Regions from separate parts of the Homo sapiens genome. Here region 1 is linked to region 2. The links are chromatin loops, found by intact Hi-C in ENCODE. Cell type or tissue: CD4-positive, alpha-beta T cell. All regions are shown on one strand.

What was found. Peaks named below come from ENCODE experiments on the same cell type or tissue, not always from the same donor. Only the 100,000 strongest peaks of a DNase experiment are listed, where the experiment ranks them.
Region 1: a loop joins it to region 2, with 8 times the contacts of the local background. A loop is called at or near these places in 5 of 110 quality-filtered maps.

The regions. Positions count from the first base shown.
Region 1 is chr2:26,576,052-26,581,051 of GRCh38, forward strand. It overlaps CIMIP2C (ciliary microtubule inner protein 2C), which reads left to right. Exons shown (of 4, transcript NM_001105519.3): 2 at 1-124; 3 at 1,465-1,577; 4 at 3,243-3,473. The coding sequence ends at 3,387. Among named protein-coding and RNA genes, the nearest start is that of CIMIP2C, 16 kb to the left of the region's middle. RefSeq lists an enhancer at 207-781. In CD4-positive, alpha-beta T cell, CTCF peaks have their summits at 1,966 (motif pointing left) and 2,168; a DNase peak (open chromatin) is centred at 1,930; H3K27me3 peaks cover 733 bases.
Region 2 is chr2:25,989,463-25,994,462 of GRCh38, forward strand. No RefSeq gene overlaps it. Among named protein-coding and RNA genes, the nearest start is that of KIF3C, 9.5 kb to the left of the region's middle. RefSeq lists a silencer at 2,336-2,385. In CD4-positive, alpha-beta T cell, CTCF peaks have their summits at 2,233 (motif pointing right) and 2,436; a DNase peak (open chromatin) is centred at 2,279; H3K4me3 peaks cover 460 bases.

The DNA.
Region 1 (5,000 bases), 590 kb after region 2:
CACCAACCCCAACCTCCTGCTGATGGAGCGCGCCAGCACCCGGGACCGCTGGCTGCACAAGCCCAGCTACACTCGCTTCAACCTGGACAGCCATCGCTCCACAGAGCTTACGAATTTCTACCAGGTAAGCTGTGTGGGGCTGCCCTGTGGCCTCCCCTCCTGCCCACCTGCCCCCACCACGGGAAGGGAGTGATGGCCAGGGGCCAGGGGGAGACCTCGCACCTGCCACAGTGTCTTGATTTCCTTTCTCAGAGCCCCTGAGCCAGCAGAGAGCATGGTGGGCTTGGCTAAAGGGAGTAAGGAGGCTCAGGACTTTGCCCCTCTGATCTCTCCCCACCTCCCGGGGCTTCAGGACCCCCAACTCCTGCTCACTCCCACTGCCAGTGGAGCTAGGGGTCTCTAGGGACCTGTCTCTAGGCTCCTGCCCTTACCTTCTGCCCCCTGGAGTCTCTTGGATCTGTGGAATGCCATATATTTTGTAGGTGAGTATAAGGTCTAAGATCCACCCACCAGATGAATAACACACGAGCAAAGGCCCCACTACAGCCCCCAGCCCCAGTTCCAGCCCCACGGCATTTATCCACCTGTGTCCTGGAGCCTGCTCACCCCTCCCTGCCCTGCAGCCCCCTGGGGGCATGCTCTGAGTCACTCTCAGCCCCAGCCTGGGCGAGACTGCCCTGCAGGGAGTGAGCTCGAGGAAGGGGACCCACCCACACCCCTGTTGTTCTTGTCCTGCTGTTCAGGCTGGTAAAGCCTCCCTGGATGTGGTTCAGACACATCCCCAGAGACCACAGGTGCATGGGCCTGAGCTGGCCCTTATGCCCTTGGCAGGGATAAGGGTTCATTCTCTCCTGTGTTCCCAAAACCTTACTCTCTCCATCACCTTCTCTCACAAGCCTCCCCCTCTAGCCTGATTGCAAGGACAAGGTGTGTCCTGGCCCCAGGGCAGAGAACTTGTATGAGTAAAGCAGCTTCCTCGGGAGAGGAGGAGGTTGATGCCACCAGCCTCTGAGCCATGTGCGACCATCTCAGGGGGTCTGCCAAAGCCTCTCCCTCCATCTTGGCGCTCAACAGAACATGCCCCGTACAGTGGGGAAGGAGAGGGGGGAGGAAACACAGGCCAGGCGGACATGGTGCCTGTGTGCACAGCAGGTGTGCGTACGCCTGCGGGGCTGGGTTTTTGTACTCAGTCTGAGCTTGTCCCTTGTCTTGTTTACTCTCCATAGCAAAGCTGGTCTGGTGGGTGTCGTTATTCCCATTAGGCAGATGAGAAGTCGTGACTCAGTGAGGACACCCAGCTGGTTGGCAATTGAGTTGGGGCCCCAGCAACTCCGGGACTCCTCCGGGGGCATTAGGGGAGGTGGCCCCCAACCCTGCCCAGGTGCAGCGAGGCATGGACTGCAGGTGCCTGTGGTCAGTCCTGTGCACTAACAACCTGTCATCTCTTCCTTGATTGAACCATAGATGGTCCAGCAGCATCGGAAGTACTATCAAGACAAGACGGGCACAGTGCCTCGAGTCCCCTACTTTGCGATGCCCGTGAGGGAGCCGGAACGGTACCCCCTCCCCACCGTCCTGTGAGTGCCTGCCCTCCCTTCATCTACGCAGTCAAGAAACGCACCCATGGGGCACCTGCTCTCGGCCAGGCATGCACAGCACACAGACTGAGAAATGAGTTGAGGATCTTGCCCTAAAACGTGCAGTGCAGAGAGTGATGGTTACAGAGCAAGGGGGTCAGGGCATTGGCAGCCTCAGGGGGGATGGTGGTAGCCTGAATGGGCGAATCAGGAAGAGTGCTTTCCCGGCCAGATGCACTGGGAGTTTGGGAGAAGCTCCGTAAGCTTAGTGGGCCTGAATCTGCGGACTGATGCCCCGCCTGCAAAGGCAGCCTGGCAGCTACACTAGTCCTAACGTGGGCGCCGATGCAGAGCGCAGTAAGGAGCTGCTGCCCTCTGGTGGATACAGAGGGCACTACACCGAGCAGGAATCTCCCCCGGTCCCGTTCACATTTGGAAAATGTTCTCCTAAGGACTTTCTGTCCATCTAACTAAATAGGAAAGTTCCTTGCCTCCTGCCCCTCTCTGCTTTTATCTAGGAGAGCTCCTTTCTCCAGGGAAGGCCCACTCTGCCCTGAAAGATGACTTGGGTACTGTGGTTTCTGTGCTCTCTCCTTCCTGAAGCGCAGGCAGGGGGATCATTGGCTCACACGAGGTGTCCTGGAGTGGGGTAGGGTGGTGGGTGGTGCCTGGCCTGGGAGGTCAGTGGATAGAGCTTGGGATTTAGCTCCATGCCAACCACTCCCGGCTTGCCTCAGAGTCCTAAGATTCACCATCATCCTTACTGATAAAACAGCATCTGTTTTCATAAGTTTAATGGTTTTTAAAGAAACAGGCTTCACTGCATCTAAAAGTTCCTTTTTGCAAGTCAGACAGGATCATTTTACAAAAAAGGGAACGTGAGGCTCATTGATCGCCTGGGGAACTTGTGCTGCGTGGCCTGGATGGTTGGAGGCAGAGCTTGGAAAGGAAGCAGCATCTCCCATCACCACCTCTAGGACTCGGGGGCTCTCTCTAATCTTGGAATGGCTCTGAGCCAGTCCATCCCTAGAGTATAGTGGGACTCTCCTGGGGACAGGTATCCTCTTGAGATGGCTCTGGCCAGGATCTGCCCCCCATCCCCATCACTGTGGGGAGAGCGGGACATCTCAACTCTGTTCCTTCTTCAGGTTGCCTGGCCACTTGCACTGCTGCTGACAGTTTCACAACGAACGCAAAGGGCCAACCAGGTGGTTGGGAGAAGAGGGTCAGTGACAGGCCTGGGGCAAGCCCCTCCCTCCCGGAATCCCCTCCATCAGCACCATCACCATTTCTTAGAACATTTGTTGTGTGTTTACTCCTTGTCCAGAGCTTCACATGCATTACTGCATTTATTCCTCAAGTCAAAGCTAAGAGGGGGATACCACCACTGGGCCATTCTTAAATATGCACACTTCTAGCAGGAGTTAGGACCAGAGTCCGTCCCAGGTCTGTCTGACATCTGTGTCCTCACTCTTAACCACTGTGCCATTATGTAAATACAGGTTATTCCCACCCCAAGTCCAGGGGGACTTATCAGGTGTTAAACTGACGAGTAGCCGGCAGGTCAGCTTGAGCTGGAAAGTGGGCACGTGGGGCTGTGGGTGGGCACGCACCACCTTCCTTCCCTGGCACACTGCATAACACCAGTCCCATCCTCACCCCTAGGCCTCCTCTGTGCCCAAAGAAGAAGTGGCACCTTTTAAGACTAGCCCCCGAGAACCTGAAGACCTACCAGACCTTCCCATCAGGGAAGAGGGTCTCTCCACAGGAGCGGAAAAAGAGAGACTGCTACTTTGAGTTCAGAGCATGAGACTTTTAGTTCAGAGCAGAGCCTGATGCCTGAGATCCTGGGTCGTGACCAGCCTGGCTTGCTTGGAATAAAATCTTTAGCCATGACCATGCTACCCATCTCTCCTCTGGATCCCAGGGACACTCGGCCACAGCAGGAAATGCCCCCTGAAGGTCACACAGCATTGTGTCCTGAGGGCCTGCGGAAAGCTCTGTCCCAGGGACTCAAGCCAAGGAAAAGTGGTGTCCGGCTACCTGGCAGGTCCAGCTACCTTCTCCCCAAGGTGGGGCAAATGGAGTTGAGGAATGTAGGGTTCCCTAGTCTTAGTGGCAGGTCACTCAGGTACAGAGACCTCCCACCAGATTCCACTGGTATAAGCAAGGAAGTCCAATTGCGCCGGTCTAAGAATGAAGGGGAAATGACCCCAGAATAATTGCACTGGGTGTGATTGGAAAGGAATTTTCATCAGAGCCCTGACTTGGCGTCGTTTTGTCCACACGATCACTTGTGAGGGAAGAGGTGTTATTATCCCCACTTTACTGATAAAGATATTGAGGCTCAGAGAAGGTGAGAAAGTTGCCCAAGCTTACATAGTTGGGAAGTAACACAGCCAGAATTTGAATTCAGGTCTTTCTGACTCCCAAGCCCTGGTTTTTCCACGACACAGCCTGCTTGTGGTCCATGTGGAGACTGAGGGGCGGGGAAGACATAAACCTGGGGATCCTGAAGGAGTCTGTGGAGGGCGGAGCCTGGGAGAAGAAGCTGTGTGCAGCAGGCACCTTCTGCATTCTGCCTAGGCTGGCTTGGTAGGGTGGATGCAGCATCTACCCCTGAAGCTGTTTCTAGAAGACGATGGGAGGGAATGACCTAGGACCAGACAACTCTTCCAGGAATCCCTATGTTTCGGGGCCCCAGGCCGGAAGTGGATGCTGGGCATGGGTGCTGAAGCCACATGCCTGGGGTGGTCTTTGAGGGTCTGGAGGGTCTGCTCCCACAAGGCTGCTGCTTCCTACCTCCCAGGAGGCTCCTGCCTGCTGGGGCAGGGGTGGGACGGGGGTGAGAGCCCCTCAGTGACAGGATCTGGGATGGGGACCTTAGACCAAGGCGGGGACCTTCTCCAACATTCCAGCACCTCTTAGATTTGATCAAGGGCCCTCCATTAAGGGACAAGGCCCTTATTGTCCTTCAATGGGTGAATCAGGACCTAACTGCAAGGGGAACACAGCCCGGTTCAAGTACACCTGGGGCTGAAGCAGCCCCTCCTCTGTAGCCAGCGATTAGACACCTCCCCCAGGACAGTGTAAATAAGAAAAACCCAATGGGGGGCTTCTTCTGTGTCTCAAAGTCCCTGAGGAGCTGGACCCCAAAGGCTGTCTGTGGTGGCCAAATTCATTCCAGGGCTTGGCTGAATAGCAAAGCAAATAAACTCTAATTGCTGGTCCCACAATCAGGGCCAAGATGCCTTCTCCCTCAGAAGGGGAGTGGGGAGCCGGGCACCGGCTGGAATGGCTGCTATGTGCACGTCTCTGTGCAGCTGTGAACTGTGAGGTGCTGGGGGTCGGGGGTTTTGATGAAGGGAGGGAAGGACATGTATCTTGCTAGGGACCTTCATCCCATTTGGCTTGGCCCCCTGC
Region 2 (5,000 bases):
TAGTCCTAGCTACTCAGGAAGCTGAGGTGGGAGGATGGCTTGAGCCCAGGAGGCAGAGGTTGCAGTGAGCCAAGATTGCATCACTGCACTCCAGCCTGGGCAACAGAGAGAGACCCTATTTAAAAAAAAAAAAAAATATATATATATATATAGTTAATATATTTATTATATAATATTGTTATATAGTTAATATAGTTAATATTGGCCATTAAGCAAATGAATTAATTTTTTTTTTTTTGAGACAGAGTTTTGCTCTTGTTGCCCAGGCTGGAGTGCAATGGTGCGATCTCGGCTCACCACAACCTCTGCCTCCCAGGTTCAAGTGATTCTCCTGCCTCAGCCTCCCAAGTAGCTGGGATTACAGGGATGCGCCACCACATCCAGCTAATTTTTTGTGTATATTTTTAGTAGAGACAGGGTTTCTCCATGTTGGTCAGGCTGGTCTCGAACTCCCGACCTTAGGTGATCCACCTGCCTCGGCCTCCCAAAGTGCTGGGATTACAGGCATCAGCCACCGCACCTGGCCATGAATGAATGTTTAAAGACCTTCAAGGCAAGAATAAATAAATAAATAAATAAATAAATAAATAAATAAATAAATATGTATTAAAAAGGCCGAGCGTGGTGGCTCACGCCTGTAATCCCAACACTTTGGGAGACTGAGGTGGGCGGATAACAAAGTCAGGAGTTCAAGACCAGCCTGGCCAACATGGAGAAACTCTGTCTCTACTAAAAAATACAAAAATTAGCCGGGCGCCTGCAATACCAGCTATTCGGGAGGCTGAGGCAGGAGAATCGCTTCAACTCAGGAGGTGGATGTTGCAGTGAGCCGAGATCGTGCCATTGCACTCCAGCCTGGGCAGTAAGAGCGAAACTCTGTCTCAAAGAAAAGAAAAAAAAACCTTCAAGGCAAGAGAATGGAAAGGTGAGACAAAGAAATCACAGTAATAAACCCTTAGATTTGTAGTGTGATTAACAGTTAATAAAGTATTATCACATTTGTTACTCACTTGATCTTCACATAAATCCCAGGAAAGGAGAAACTATTAATATCCTCACATTATAAGGAGGACCCTAAGCTTCAGACTGATTAAGTGACTAAGAAAGGAAACGCAGCCAAGTGGCACAGTCTACAGACTCCAAACCTGCAGCCCTCCTAGTGTTTCCCCTGTGCTACGGGGTGAGCTTCCTATGATGGTAAGGTACAGATCAGTTGCTTCCCAGTCCTGGTTTGAATGACAACTTCATTGAATACAGACCCGTCACTGGCTTGGTGGGAGGAAGAAGCTCCTTTGCTGCATTTCCTTTGATAATGAAAGTTCTTGGCAGGGCGCAGTGTCTCACGCCTGTATTTCCCTGCATTTTGGGAGGCCAAGGCAGGCAGATTGCTTGAGGTCAGGAGTTCAAGACCAGCCTGGCCAACATGGAGAAACCCTGCCTCTACCAAAAATACCTTAATTAGCCAGGTGTGGTGGTAGGTGCCTGTAGTCCCAGCTACTGAGGAGGCTGAGGCAGGAGAATCGCTTGAACCTGGGAGGCAGAGGTTGCAGTGAGCTGAGATTGCGCCCCTGCACTCCAGCCTAGGTGATGGAGCGAGACTCTGTCTCAACAACAACAACAACAACAAAAGTCATTTTTCCACAGGGGATTCCCGTTCCACCACCTTCTTCCAGTGTGGTCCCAATGACAGCCACAGTAAGATTCTACAAAGAAGACAGAGTTCACTCTTTGGTAATCCTGGGGTCTACAAATGTTCAAATACAAGTAATTCAGGTTTGGATTTACCCTACAAAAACCAAGTTCTGGCTGGGTGTAATGACTCACACCTGTTATCCTAGTACTTCGGGAGGCTGAGGCAAAAGGATCCCTTGAGCCTGGGAGTTTGAGACCAGCCTGGGCAACAGAGGGAGACCCTGTCTCTAAAAAAACAAAACAAAAAACAGGCCAGGTGCGGTGGCTCACGCCTGTAATCCCACCACTTAGGGAGGCTGAGGTGGGTGGTAAATCACCTGAGGTCAGGAGTTCAAGACCACCCCGGCCAACATGGCGAAACCCCGTCTCTACTAAAAATACAAAAATTAGCCAGGCCTAGTGGCACGAGCCTGTAATCCCAGCTACTCAGGAGGCTGAGGCAGGAGAATCACTTGAACCTGGGAGGTGGAGGTTGCAGTGAGCCGAGATCGTACCACTGCACTCCAGCCTGGGCGACATCTCAAAACCAAAACCAAAAACAAACAAACCAAGTTTTGCCAGCAGAGGGAGACATGACTATGTGACAGAATTACTGGATGAGCTCCAATTTCTGGGCTATCAATCGTTATGCAATTACCTAACTGTATGAGTTATTACCTAACTATAGGAGTCTACCAAATGTGTCCAAGCTTGATTTCTCATTGTGCCTCTTTCCTCTGCAGCTTCCTGTCTACAATCTCTGCTGTAATTTCTGGTGAACAGGATTTGTCAACCTAAATAAAAAAATCATAGAAAAATCTGAAAATTAAGACTCTGGATATTATAAAAAGAACAGTTCATAGTTGTTCCCCTTTACTGAGAACCTAATGGGTGGGTCACAGATGTTTTATCTAATCTTCACATTCACTTACCTGGTAAGTGGCTGCACTGGAACTTGAGCCTAATTCCTCCCACTCGAAAGACAGTGTTTTTCCTACCACCCTGTCCTAAGCCCTGAGGCTCAGCCCTCAATCCACCTCTATCTGGTCTAACTCTACCTTCCTCTTTCAACACTACCTGCCTCCTCCAGACCTAGGGGCCTCTTCCTTTCCTTACCTTCTGGGGCAATTTGTACGATGTGCAATTACCATCTGCTTTTTTAAATGGTGCTATCCATCCATCTATGAATATATTGTGTCTCCCCAACTCGAGTTCTTCTAATTTGCTATAAGTAAGTGTCTTGTTCCAAAAGTAATTTAAGAACATTTTTAAAAGAGTTTTGACCAAACTCTATATAGAATTGTCTCAATTTTGTTTTAAAGCATCGTACATGTTGACTCCTCTTCCTCTTACCCTAAATACAATTCATCAACAAATGCTATCCCGGTTCTACTTAGAAAATCTGTTGATCCTGATTCCAAAACTCTCCATGCTACCACCACTACCCTCTTAGTCCATGCCCCCTACATCTCTCACCTGCACGCTGCAGTAGTATTTTAACAGGAACCCCTGGTTCCACCCTTATCCTCCTACTCTTCCTCTGCGACAGAACAGCTAGAGTCTTCCTTCAGAACTACATATCAAATCATCCTACCTCCTCCTCTCCATCCTCCAATGACGTCTCATCCCTCTCAGAACGAAATCCAGGCTGGGCGCACTGGCTTACGCCTGTTATCCCAGTACTTTGGGAGGCTGAGGTGGGCGAATCACCTGAGGTCAGGAGTTCAAGACCAGCTTGGCCAACATGGCAAAACCCTGTCTCTATTACAAATACAAAAAATTAGCCGGGCATGGTAGTGCATGCCTGTAATCCCAGCTACTTGGGAGGCTGAGGCAGGAGAATCACTTGAACCCGGAAGACGGAGGTTACAGTGAGCCGAGATCATGCCACTGCACTCCAGCCTGGGTGACAGAGAGAGACTCTGCCTCAAAAAAAAAAAAAAAAAAAAAGAAAGAAAGAAAAGAATGAAATCCAAAGTCCTTGTTGGGGCACGTACACTGTACTCTATCAAGCTCCTGGTCCCTTCTCCTGTATCATGTGTTCCTATTCCCCCCTTCCCTACTCTCATCCAACAACACTGGCCTCCTTGTTCCTCAGTCCTGCCAAGCACCTTCCAGCTTGAGGGCCTGCGCACTTGCTCTTTCCTCTGCCTGCAAGCTCTCTCTCCCAGCGTCTCACTCGGCTTCCCTCCTTCCTGTCATTCACTTGTATTTGCAAATGTCATCTCCTCAGAGAAGCTTTTTTGTCCGTGCTTCCTAAAATACTTCTTTGTCATTCCCTATATCCTTACTCCATTTTGTTTTTCTTCACAGCACTTACCACAATATGACATTCTAGATATTTCTTTATCTGTTTATGTTTTCTTCTTCCCATTAATGTGCAATGAGATAATTTCTCCCAGTGCCTAGAAATATGCCTGGTTCAGGCCCGGCACAGTGGCTCATGCCTGTAATCCCAGCACTTTCGAAGGCTGAGGCAGGCAGATCATGAGGACAAGAGATCGAGACCATCCTGGCCAACATGGTGAAACCCCGTCTCTACTAAAAATACAAAAATTAGCCGGGTGTGGTGGCGGGCACCTGTAGTACCAGCTACTTGGGAGGCTGAGGCAGGAGAATCACTTGAACCCGGGAAGCGGAGGTTGCCATGAGTCGAGATGGCTCCTTTGCATTCCAGCCTGGGCGACAGAGTGAAACTCCGTCTCGGGAAAAAAAAAAAAAAGAAATATGCCTGGTTCATGATAAGACCCCAGGAGATATTTGCTTAATGAATAAATGGTGAATTAAGCTATTAATAGTTTTCACAACTATCTTTTTTTCTTTTCCTTTTTTTTTTTTTGAGACAGGGTCACACTCTGTCACCCAGACTAGAGTGCAGTGGTGCAACCACGTTTCACTGCAGCCTTGACCTCCTGTGCTCAGGTGATCCTCCCACCTCAGCCTCCCAAGTAGCTGGGACTACAGCACCACGGCACTCCGCTAATTTTTTTGTTTTTTATTTTTTGTAGAGATGGGGTTTCACTATGTTGCTCAGGCTGGTCTCAAACTCTTGGACTCAAGCAATTCGCCATCTTTGGCCTCTGAAAGTGTTGGGATTACAGGTGTGAACCACCGTGCCCAGCCACAACCATCATTTTGAATGGCTGCTTAACTTAATGTAATTTTTTTTTTTTTTTTGAGACAGATTTTCGCTGTTGTTGTCCAGGCTGGAGTGCAATGGTGCGATCTCGGCTCACCACAACCTCTGCCTTCCGGGTTCAAGAGATTCTCCTGCCTCAGCCTCCCTATTAGCTGGGATTACAGGCATGTGCCACCACGCCTGGCTAATT